Linked DNA regions of Homo sapiens: regions 1 and 3 are each linked to region 2. Evidence: chromatin contacts called from ENCODE Hi-C or POLR2A ChIA-PET data. All regions are on one chromosome and are shown on one strand. The core of a region is the stretch at or near the end of the contact, and the rest is flanking DNA. Distances in the headings are between cores, read along the strand shown. Region 1 overlaps SEZ6L (seizure related 6 homolog like). Region 2 holds the start of MIATNB (MIAT neighbor). Region 3 has its middle 90 kb from the start of LINC01638.

Region 1 (2,700 bases), core at 163-2,662, 380 kb after region 2:
TCAGGTCTCAATGCCTAATTTGAAGACTTACGCTTTTATGAGTAGGGCTTGGAACTTTAGTTTCTCTGCCTCTCCTCTAAACAGGGCAGGCCTTACCCACAAGCTCTTCTTCCTTCAGGCCCTATATCTTATCCTCTTTTCTCTTTGATGAACTCCTACTCATTCACCAAAGCCCCATTAAAATTGCCCTCCTCTATGAGACCTTCCCTGATTGCCAAGGAGTTTGCCTGTTCCTTTGCTGCGATTCTACAACAACCTCTAAAACACCAATTAGAGTCCCTACTAAATGGCATCCTACGTATTTCTCTTTTAGGGCAGGCATTGCATCAGTTTTTTACATCAACATATTCTCCTGTGTCAACAGCTTTGCCTGGTGCATTCTAATTGCTCAATGAATGAACTCTACTGTGCCTGGTAAAAGGCTCCACACAGTACTGGACACATACTGGGTCCAATACTCTTCATGACATGGAGGAAAGGGTTCTTAAGCACTATAATAATCTGGACTGCAGGTTTTCTCCAGTTTATTTTAATTCCATGAACAATTATTAAGGACCTACAATGTGCCACACACTTGTGCAAAGCTCTGGGGACTGCAAAGACTACAGGTTCTACTGCTGAGGGGCTTACCTTTTGTCTCTCTTATACAAGTAAAACAAAAACAAAAACAAAAAACCTTCCTAAGGTAAGGTCATACACCTGCCCCAGCTCAGAAACTTTTGATGGCTCTTTATTTCCCATGAGAAAAAGGAACACATTCAGGGTGATTAGCATACTGAAGATAATGGATAACATGCACTGCATGGTCGCGATTTCTGCTGGGCTCTGACCAAATGATTTCTCTCTCTCTCCTCCCTCTCTCTCTGCTGGGCTGTGGCCAAATGATCTCTGCATTGTCATATTTACTGCTCCCCCAAACTTTACAAAGCAGTAACATTATTCCTATTTTATTGATCGGGAAACTGAGGCTCAGAGAGGTGAAGTTCCTTGTTCAAAGTCACGCAGTTTTAACTGGAAGAGGTAGGACTTAAAACCCAGATGTTTGAGCATTATGCCACCCTGCTTTTCCTTTCTTACTGTATGGGCAAAAGTTTAAGAATAAAATGTCCTAATAACCAGAAAATGAAGGAAAGCAAGCAAGCAAGCAAGAAAGAAAGAAAGAAAGAAAGAAAGAGAAAGAGAAAGAAGCAAGAAAGCAGGAAGCAAGCAAGCAAGCAAGAAAGAAAGAAAGAAAGAGAAAGAGAAAGAAGCAAGAAAGCAGGAAGCAAGCAAGCAAGCAAGAAAGAAAGAGAAAGAGAAATAAGGAAGCAAGCAAGCAAGAAAGAATCAAATGAATCAGGTGGAGCTTCCGTGTGTGTGTGTGTGTGTGTGTGTGTGTGTGTGTGTTTATGCACGTGCATGCGTGTGTGTATGTGTGTGTGAGATAAGCAGAGTATCAAGGGATTTTCCTTCTGGGAAATACCTCAGAATTTGTCAGCATGTTCCCTCTATCCCCACAAGCTATTTTAGCAAAGCATTGAGTTAAGAACTCCTACTCATTCGCCAAAACCCAGCTAAAGTTGGCCTGGTTGGGCAAAGACAGAACCAAACTAGTTAGCATAACAGTAAGCCTGACTCAGACAATCCTCCTGAGACTTCCTGCTAGACGAGGCAGCCTCTGTGAGGTACTCTCCTGGGGTTACCTGGAGCTCCACCCCATAGCCAGTGTAGACTGTCACGTTGTATGTGCACTCCAGAAAGTTGTTGAGGGGCAGCAGTGGGTAGTCGCTGGAGTCAATGTACCCCTCAGGATTGGAGAAGCTCACACTGCAGAGAGCTGGAAGGAAGGACTTTAATTAGGACACCAAAGACAACTTGGATGTAAGCTCAACCATGGGCTGTGGGGTGGAATGGGGGCTTTAGGGGAACCTGCATTTTGCTGTTCCCATCTGTCCTTCTGCTGTTAATTCCTCAGCTCCAGAATTGACATGATAATAAAAATAGCAATAATTGACACAGAATGATCACTTACTATATCCTGCTAGGCACCATTTTAGCTAGTCAACAGGGGTGACCCCACTTATTCTCATAGGGACTGATAATATTTCATCCCCAGTTTAGAGGGAAGTAAACAAAAGCTCAGAGAGGGGCCGAGCTCAAACAGCAAGCAGGATTTGGACCCAGAGCTCACGTGCTTTGAAGGGTGGCCACATTGCACTTGTCCAAAATCCATGTATGCTTGACAATTGGGGGTCCTTCTCCCATTTTAAAGATGGTAGAGAAGACTGGAACACAGAAGAGCATTTTATCAAGTCTAGAAAATACATGTAATGCTAAAAGCAAATGTGCTTTGAAAAGGCTAGTGGCTTTGAAGCAGGTTAAATGAAGAATTCCGTTCCAAGATGAAAAGGTTTTGAATCTTGCTCATTAGCTGTGTGACCTTTGGCAGGTTGCTTGGGGGTCTCAGGGTTTCAGTTGTCTCATCTTTAAAATGGGGATGTTGGCTGAGTGTCCTGGCTCATGCCTGTAATCCCAGTGCTTTGGGAGGCTGAGGTGGGAGGATTGCTTGAGCCCAGGAGTTCCCCAGCCTGGACAATAAGCAAGACCCCCTTTCTACAAAAAACAAAAAAATTAGCTGGACATCATAGTGCATGCTTGTAGTCCCAGCTACTCAAGAGGCTGAGGCAAGAGGATCACTTGAGCACAGGAGTTTGAGGCTGC
Region 2 (2,748 bases), core at 1-2,500:
AGTCCCCAAAATGAAGACTCTAGGCCCTGGCCTGGGGAAGGGTGACTCTATACAAAATGGCATATGCTCTGTAGACACCAGACAGGTATTTTAAGGTTTATAAGAGCTGCATCTACTTGTGCAAACTACTGTAGCTATAAGGCTATATTTTTTTAAGAACTGAAACCAAATGCAGACTATGAGGAGTGAAGATATGCCCAATGGCCAAAACCTTGCAAGACTGGCTATACTTCTGACCCCACCTTGGTGGGTACCACTGCTCCATCAGGCCTGGTCCACACCAGAGCCCTGGCACCTCCTTTAGAAAACTACCATCTTTACCGACTTCTGATTGTTCTGACTCAGAGCAGCCACCACGCCCAAAATTGTTAGCTATGCTTTTCCCTGTGTTAGTCAAGTTCAAACCTGTGTTAGCCAAGTTCAAACCTGTGTTAGCCAAGTTCAAAGCTGTGTTAGCCCCTTCCCAGCCATGCCGACATCCAAGCTGTTAACAGTAACGAGGAATGTTAGACCTGTTGTTAGTCAGAAAAAAATCCACAAACCATTAGTTTCTGCTGAAAGGAACAGACCAGGAAGGCAGGAGTTAGTCAAGGTGAAGGAAAGGTTAATTAAGAACCGGTCAGGGCCAGGCCAGGAGCCTGGAACCCCCAGACAGGGCCAGGTTGGTTGTTAGTGGTCAGCCCCTGGGGCAGTCAGGGTGAGGCAGGGATTAGCTGGGTGAGAGCAAGAGTTAGCGCAAGGGAGCCAGAGATTAGCCCAAAGAAACCAAGGTGCCTACTGGAGGTGAGGCATGAAATCACCCCCAGGTGTGGCCCCGGCTTAGCGGCTGGCGGGCTCTGGGGGAGGCTGGCTGAGGCAGTGACGTCCGTGGGAACAGAGAGCCAGAGATGCATTCCTGGCCGGCCTGAGCATCTGCGGGAACCCTGTGAGCCCCTGAGGTTCACTTCTTGCTCCCCACTTCTCTCTCCTGCAAACTCCGAGCCCGGGGTAAAGCTGCTTCCCCTCCCCACACCCCTTTTCAACCCGACAACTAACGCCCTCTAGCTTCCGGGAATGGGACGGATCTTTCCCAAGGACTTCCGGTCACGGCCCCACGTCTACTTACGGTGGGGGAAACCGGCCTCTCTCGGCTCCAGAGAGGGGAGACGGCTCTCTAGCTGACTTCCTGTGTGGGAAAGAGTCCTCTCACTGACTTCCGGTGTCAGAAATGTCCCTCTTTCCGGCCTTCAAATATGAGAAATGTTTCTCTGGCCGACTTCCTGTGTACTAAATACTCCACTCAGTGGTTTTTAGCGTAGGAAAGACCCGCTTCATTGACTTCCGGTGTAAGAAAGGCTCCGCTTTCTGACTTCCGGTGTGGGACACGCCCCTCTGCTAATTTCCGGTGAGGGGCACGCCCCCTCCTGCCTTCCTCGTGGGATACGCCCCCCTCGTGACTTCCTGTGCAGGACAGCTTCTATCCCCGTCACTTAACAATGGAGAGGATTCTTCCCCAGCTTCCTTCCAGAGGACACAAAAGCTCAGAGCTCCACAGTCTAGAGTCTAGACCAACAGGCCTCCACACTCACGTCCCAGAGATTTCCCTGGTCCCACCTACTCCCAGTGGCAACCAGACTTCTGCACATAGGAGAGATGTCATACTCAGAGTCCAGCCTCCCACATCCACAGGACCACCTCTTCCTCCTCTGAGTCTTGTTAATAGGGCCATCCCCTGCCTTAGACCTGGCCCAGTGGACTCTGATCTTACAGCCAATATGGGGCAGCAAAGTGGGACATCTGTCTACAGGGCCAGTAGCCCCAGGTCATCTGCTTGCCAAAAGGAGGGGGACCAGCCCCCGGGGGGAGCCCAGAGCTCGGCAGGGCTGGGGTTAGTAAGAAGAGAAAACAGGGTTAGTAGGGGCTGGGTTAGTAAGTCAGAGCACAGCACCAGCGGACAGGGCACCTCAGCAGACACACACAGGAGTCGCTAAGAGAAAAGGAAGAACGCACGCAGGTCCGTTAGTTTGTTAAGGGATGATCGGGGTGCAGTTGAGGCACCCCAGGGGTTAGACGGGTTAGTAATCGAACAAAAGAGCTGCCTACAGAAAAGAAAGCTGAGACGGAGGAAGAATGTGGGGAAGTGACATGGATTCAAAGCCAAGTGTCTTGCCCCAGGCAGAAGGATCTGTGTGCAGAACACCCAGAGAGGCCAGGGCCTAGGCAGCAGACGTGTTCAACCAGGTTTGAGGGGCCTTCCTCCATCCTCATACTTTTTTTTTTTTTAGGTGTCTGCCATGTGCTGAGACCCTTATATTGACGGGAATCCTCACTGCAACCTGTAAGGTATCAGAACTCGCATTCTACCACTGAGGAAACTGAGGTTGAGAGAAGTGAGGTGACTTACTCAAACTCACTCAACAGGAAGTGGCAGAGTTGGTGAGTCTTATTTGCATTCTCTGTCCTGGAACGTGGGTCTGCACAAAGATCCCAGCCCATAGGCAGAGCCTTCTGGAGCCTTGGCTGCCCCCATATCCCAGCCCCTTGAAAGGCCCATGAGCTGCACAGTTAGTAGGATCTGGCTGCGGGGGGGTGGTTAGTAGGGCATGCTCGGGCCTGGTTAGTGGGTTAGTTGGTTGGCAGAAGGCCAGGCACCTCGTCACACGCCACAGCGTCCCGGCTGAGCCCTGGGTTAGTAGGTTAATCACACCATGCAACACTGCCCCGGCCCCTCCAGCTGCAGCTTCAGAGGCCTCCCGCCCCCACCAGCCA
Region 3 (2,995 bases), core at 351-2,850, 460 kb before region 2:
CATGACTGAGGACTTAAAAACCGAGAAGAGAGGCTGGGTACAGAGGGTGAGGGAGGATTTTCCCATTGGAGGTCCCTTCACTATCTCTTTTGAGAAGTCTTAATCCCTTAATCACTTTTATTAATCTCATAACAATCTTTCCAACATCAGTTACATCCTTCTTATCTTGGTTAAGCATTTTGGTGAACTCAGAGCTTCTTGTCACTTAGGGACTTTTTCCTTCTGCTTAAGGCATCTGCTCTTACACAGTGTCTCTCCCTCCCTCCCCCTTCCCTTCTCTTTCTCCCTCTCCCCCTTCTTCTCACTCTCTTTTCTATCTCATTCTCTTTCTTCTCTCTCTTTCCCTCTCTTTTCTCTCTTCCTCTCTTCTTTCTCTCCCCTCTCTTCTCTCTCTCTCTCTTTTTCTCCCTCCTTTCCTTTTTCCAACTATACTGTTACAATCCAACAACTCTTGAATTTCAGAGCCAGCAGTAACTTTCTAGACCAGCCAGCATACATTTCTCATTTTACAGCTGGAAAAGCCAGGACTCCCTGAATTTAATTAACTCATTCAAGGCCTCACTGCAGCTACAAGCGAGTCCATGAACGCCCGCTGGAAACAATGAAGCCCCTTGTAAGTGCGAGCACTTAACCCTAACCCACACCATCTCTGTTGACCCTCACAAATGCCTCAGAGGTGGATTCTACCATTGGACTCATTTTAGAGCAGAGGAAACTGAGGCAGAGCAGGGGAAGTCACTCACCCCCACACAGCTCAGCACAGGCACAGCCCAGAGATTGGAGCCCGGGCATTCTGACTTTGGGGCCCAAGCTCCCAATAGCAAGTCCTCTCCACAATGCCTAGGTATCTTTCCCCGCAGAGGCAGTGAGCTGATGCACAAATGGCGGTGAAACAGGCCCCATTACCAAATGAACTGAAGGTGTTGAGGGCTCATGATGGGGTCATTGCCCCACTCTCTGGTTGGAAACTCCAAAACCCCTGCATGGGGTTCCCCCAGCCCAGTTCAGGGTCTTTCTATCTACCAGACCCTGTGACTGTGACTTCTTTTACCTACCCAAAGCTCAGCCCTTCCACAGGGTGCAATGGGACAAGTCAGACATCAGAAAGCTGGGTGGGTCCCAGGCCTGACCACACCTCTTACTCACTGTAGCTGACTCATTCCTCTCCGGGTGTTACTTCCCTTATTTCTCAACTGAAAACATGTATCTTCAAATATCCATCAGCTGCAGCGGCCTTTTGGAAATAAAATACCATGTGGAAAGCCAATAGGAAAAGCCCATTAAAGAAAGCTGGGCTGGAAGTGGGCATTCTATGGGGAGGTGCGGGGAATGCCCACATTCCCATCTTCCCATCCCCTTCCAGGGACCCAGGACACAGTCGGAGCCTGGAGACACAGGTTTGAAGCTATAGACAAGATATATCTGTGTGTTCCATGGCTGATATTTTGTGAGCTTATAGACACCCCCGATCCTCCTCCAAACCTAGGGTGGGAAGAAGGCTGTTCCCGAGGGCGTTGCTCTCCAAACGATTCCAGAATCAGCAGACTCACAGACATGAACCCCTGAGGCATGCTCTTGCCCCATCCCCTCTGCCCTCCCTGGTGACTGCATACCTCCCCCTTCACCTCTGTTCTCTCCTGCTCGCCTCTTTTCCTCTTTGTCTGCCTGACAAGAAGCTGGTGAGGGCGAAGATGGAAAACCAACTGCCGAACTTAGAAAATAAAAACACCCCAGCCGGCTTTATTAATCTCCTGAAATATGCTCTCCAATTGCTGCCAAGCCGAAAGGGCTTGTGTTTTCCCCTAGAACATCGTAAAAAAGTAGAAATGTTTACAAGGATGACTGGAAAATAGTGCAGTAGATCTTTCTGGTAATGTACAAGGTGATGCAGTAATTGCTATGGAAACTAGTCATTATAATTCAATAAAAAGGGAGAAAAAAGTTAAGTTCATTGGGTTACCTATGACTCTATCGTCACATTCTTTACATATATTAGCATAAAATCAGTCCCACTTTTATTCGCAGGGTTTTCACTGGCTCTGCCTTCACAAAAATGTTTGTACGGTTCGGCACAGATGAAGCCCTAAAGGAGACAAGAAAGCTCACTTTGCAAGAAATCTCTCTATATTTATTTTTCCTGGGCGAACTATTTGATGTTTCGGCACAAATGTGCATGCAGGGTCCAAAAGAGAACGTAGCTTGTGCGTGAGGATTGCTGCCCCGTGCATTAGAGGAAGAGCTTTACTGCTCTTAGGGCCCCTGGGATGTGACAGGAAGGGAAGTCTTCTTGCAGGAGAGATGCAACTTGCTGAAACAAAAAGAAAGATGCAAAGTCACTTGACTTATTGCACGTCTGAGGGCTGAGCAGCTTGGGGACACCATCAGAGGGACTAGCCCCCGCGATGCCTTGGGTTGCCACCCTCACGAACACCCCCACCCGCCTGCCAGGTTGTGCAGCCGCACCCAGGCATTTCATACTAAGTACATCATACACAACTTGGGAAGTAGATCTGGACCCAAGGCGATTGTGATACCAGAAGTGGAAATAACCCCGTGGGTGAGGCAGGAAACAATGATTGCTCGAATACCTATTTCTGGCAAAGGGAGATAAAGGAGTGATTCTAAGTGGCTGGTGCACGTGCATGTGTGCTGGGGGATGAAGAGGATTAAGATGAAAAACATCATCCCTGTCCACCAGAAAGCTTGCAAATCTCGATGTAATTAAGAGCCCAGAGCCAGCAGACCAGGGTGAGAAGGCAGGTGGGTGTTCGTCTGGCTCTAGACATGTCACTTGGATGAGGTGAGCTGGTTCACCTCTCCAAGCCTCCCTAATTGTGCAGGTCATTACACTATTGTCTCCTAGTTCCAAACTCACCCTTTTATACTCTGCCTTCCGGTACCCGGGCTAGGATTCTGTGCCCTGTATTGCCGCTGGGCCTGCTGGGCCTCTGTAAGCCTCTGCCCATAGCAGGTGCTAGAGGTAACCCTGAGGCAG

The links. Hi-C counts contacts between places; a loop is a spot of excess contacts on that map. ChIA-PET counts read pairs that join two places held with the same protein, here RNA polymerase II (POLR2A). Pooled maps may share reads with other maps.
Region 1: a loop to region 2 is called in a pooled map, with 14 times the contacts of the local background. The contact joins the enhancer-like site here to the promoter of MIATNB in region 2. A Hi-C loop is called at or near these places in 4 of 37 single-sample maps with no recorded cell type and 12 of 50 pooled maps. POLR2A ChIA-PET finds 5 or more read pairs at or near these places in 1 of 52 experiments (activated B cell).
Region 3: a loop to region 2 is called in a map of mammary epithelial cell, with 4 times the contacts of the local background. The contact joins the enhancer-like site here to the promoter of MIATNB in region 2. A Hi-C loop is called at or near these places in 2 of 168 maps with a recorded cell type or tissue (cardiac septum and mammary epithelial cell) and 2 of 50 pooled maps. POLR2A ChIA-PET finds 5 or more read pairs at or near these places in 2 of 52 experiments (A549 and WTC11).

The regions. Positions count from the first base shown.
Region 1 is chr22:26,293,408-26,296,107 of GRCh38, reverse strand. It overlaps SEZ6L (seizure related 6 homolog like), which reads right to left. Exons shown (of 17, transcript NM_021115.5): 3 at 1,683-1,816. Among named protein-coding and RNA genes, the nearest start is that of SEZ6L-AS1, 48 kb to the right of the region's middle. Within about 2 kb of position 1,412, at least 3 of the 41 ENCODE cell types and tissues checked have a DNase peak (open chromatin) inside an H3K27ac peak, as active enhancers do.
Region 2 is chr22:26,671,345-26,674,092 of GRCh38, reverse strand. MIATNB (MIAT neighbor) reads right to left here and starts at 1,250. Exons shown (of 6, transcript NR_110543.1): 1 at 1,106-1,250. It overlaps MIAT (myocardial infarction associated transcript), which reads right to left. Exons shown (of 5, transcript NR_033320.3): 5 at 1-2,748.
Region 3 is chr22:27,132,701-27,135,695 of GRCh38, reverse strand. No RefSeq gene overlaps it. Among named protein-coding and RNA genes, the nearest start is that of LINC01638, 90 kb to the left of the region's middle. RefSeq lists enhancers at 995-1,289, 416-1,615, 635-1,700. Within about 2 kb of position 1,600, at least 3 of the 41 ENCODE cell types and tissues checked have a DNase peak (open chromatin) inside an H3K27ac peak, as active enhancers do.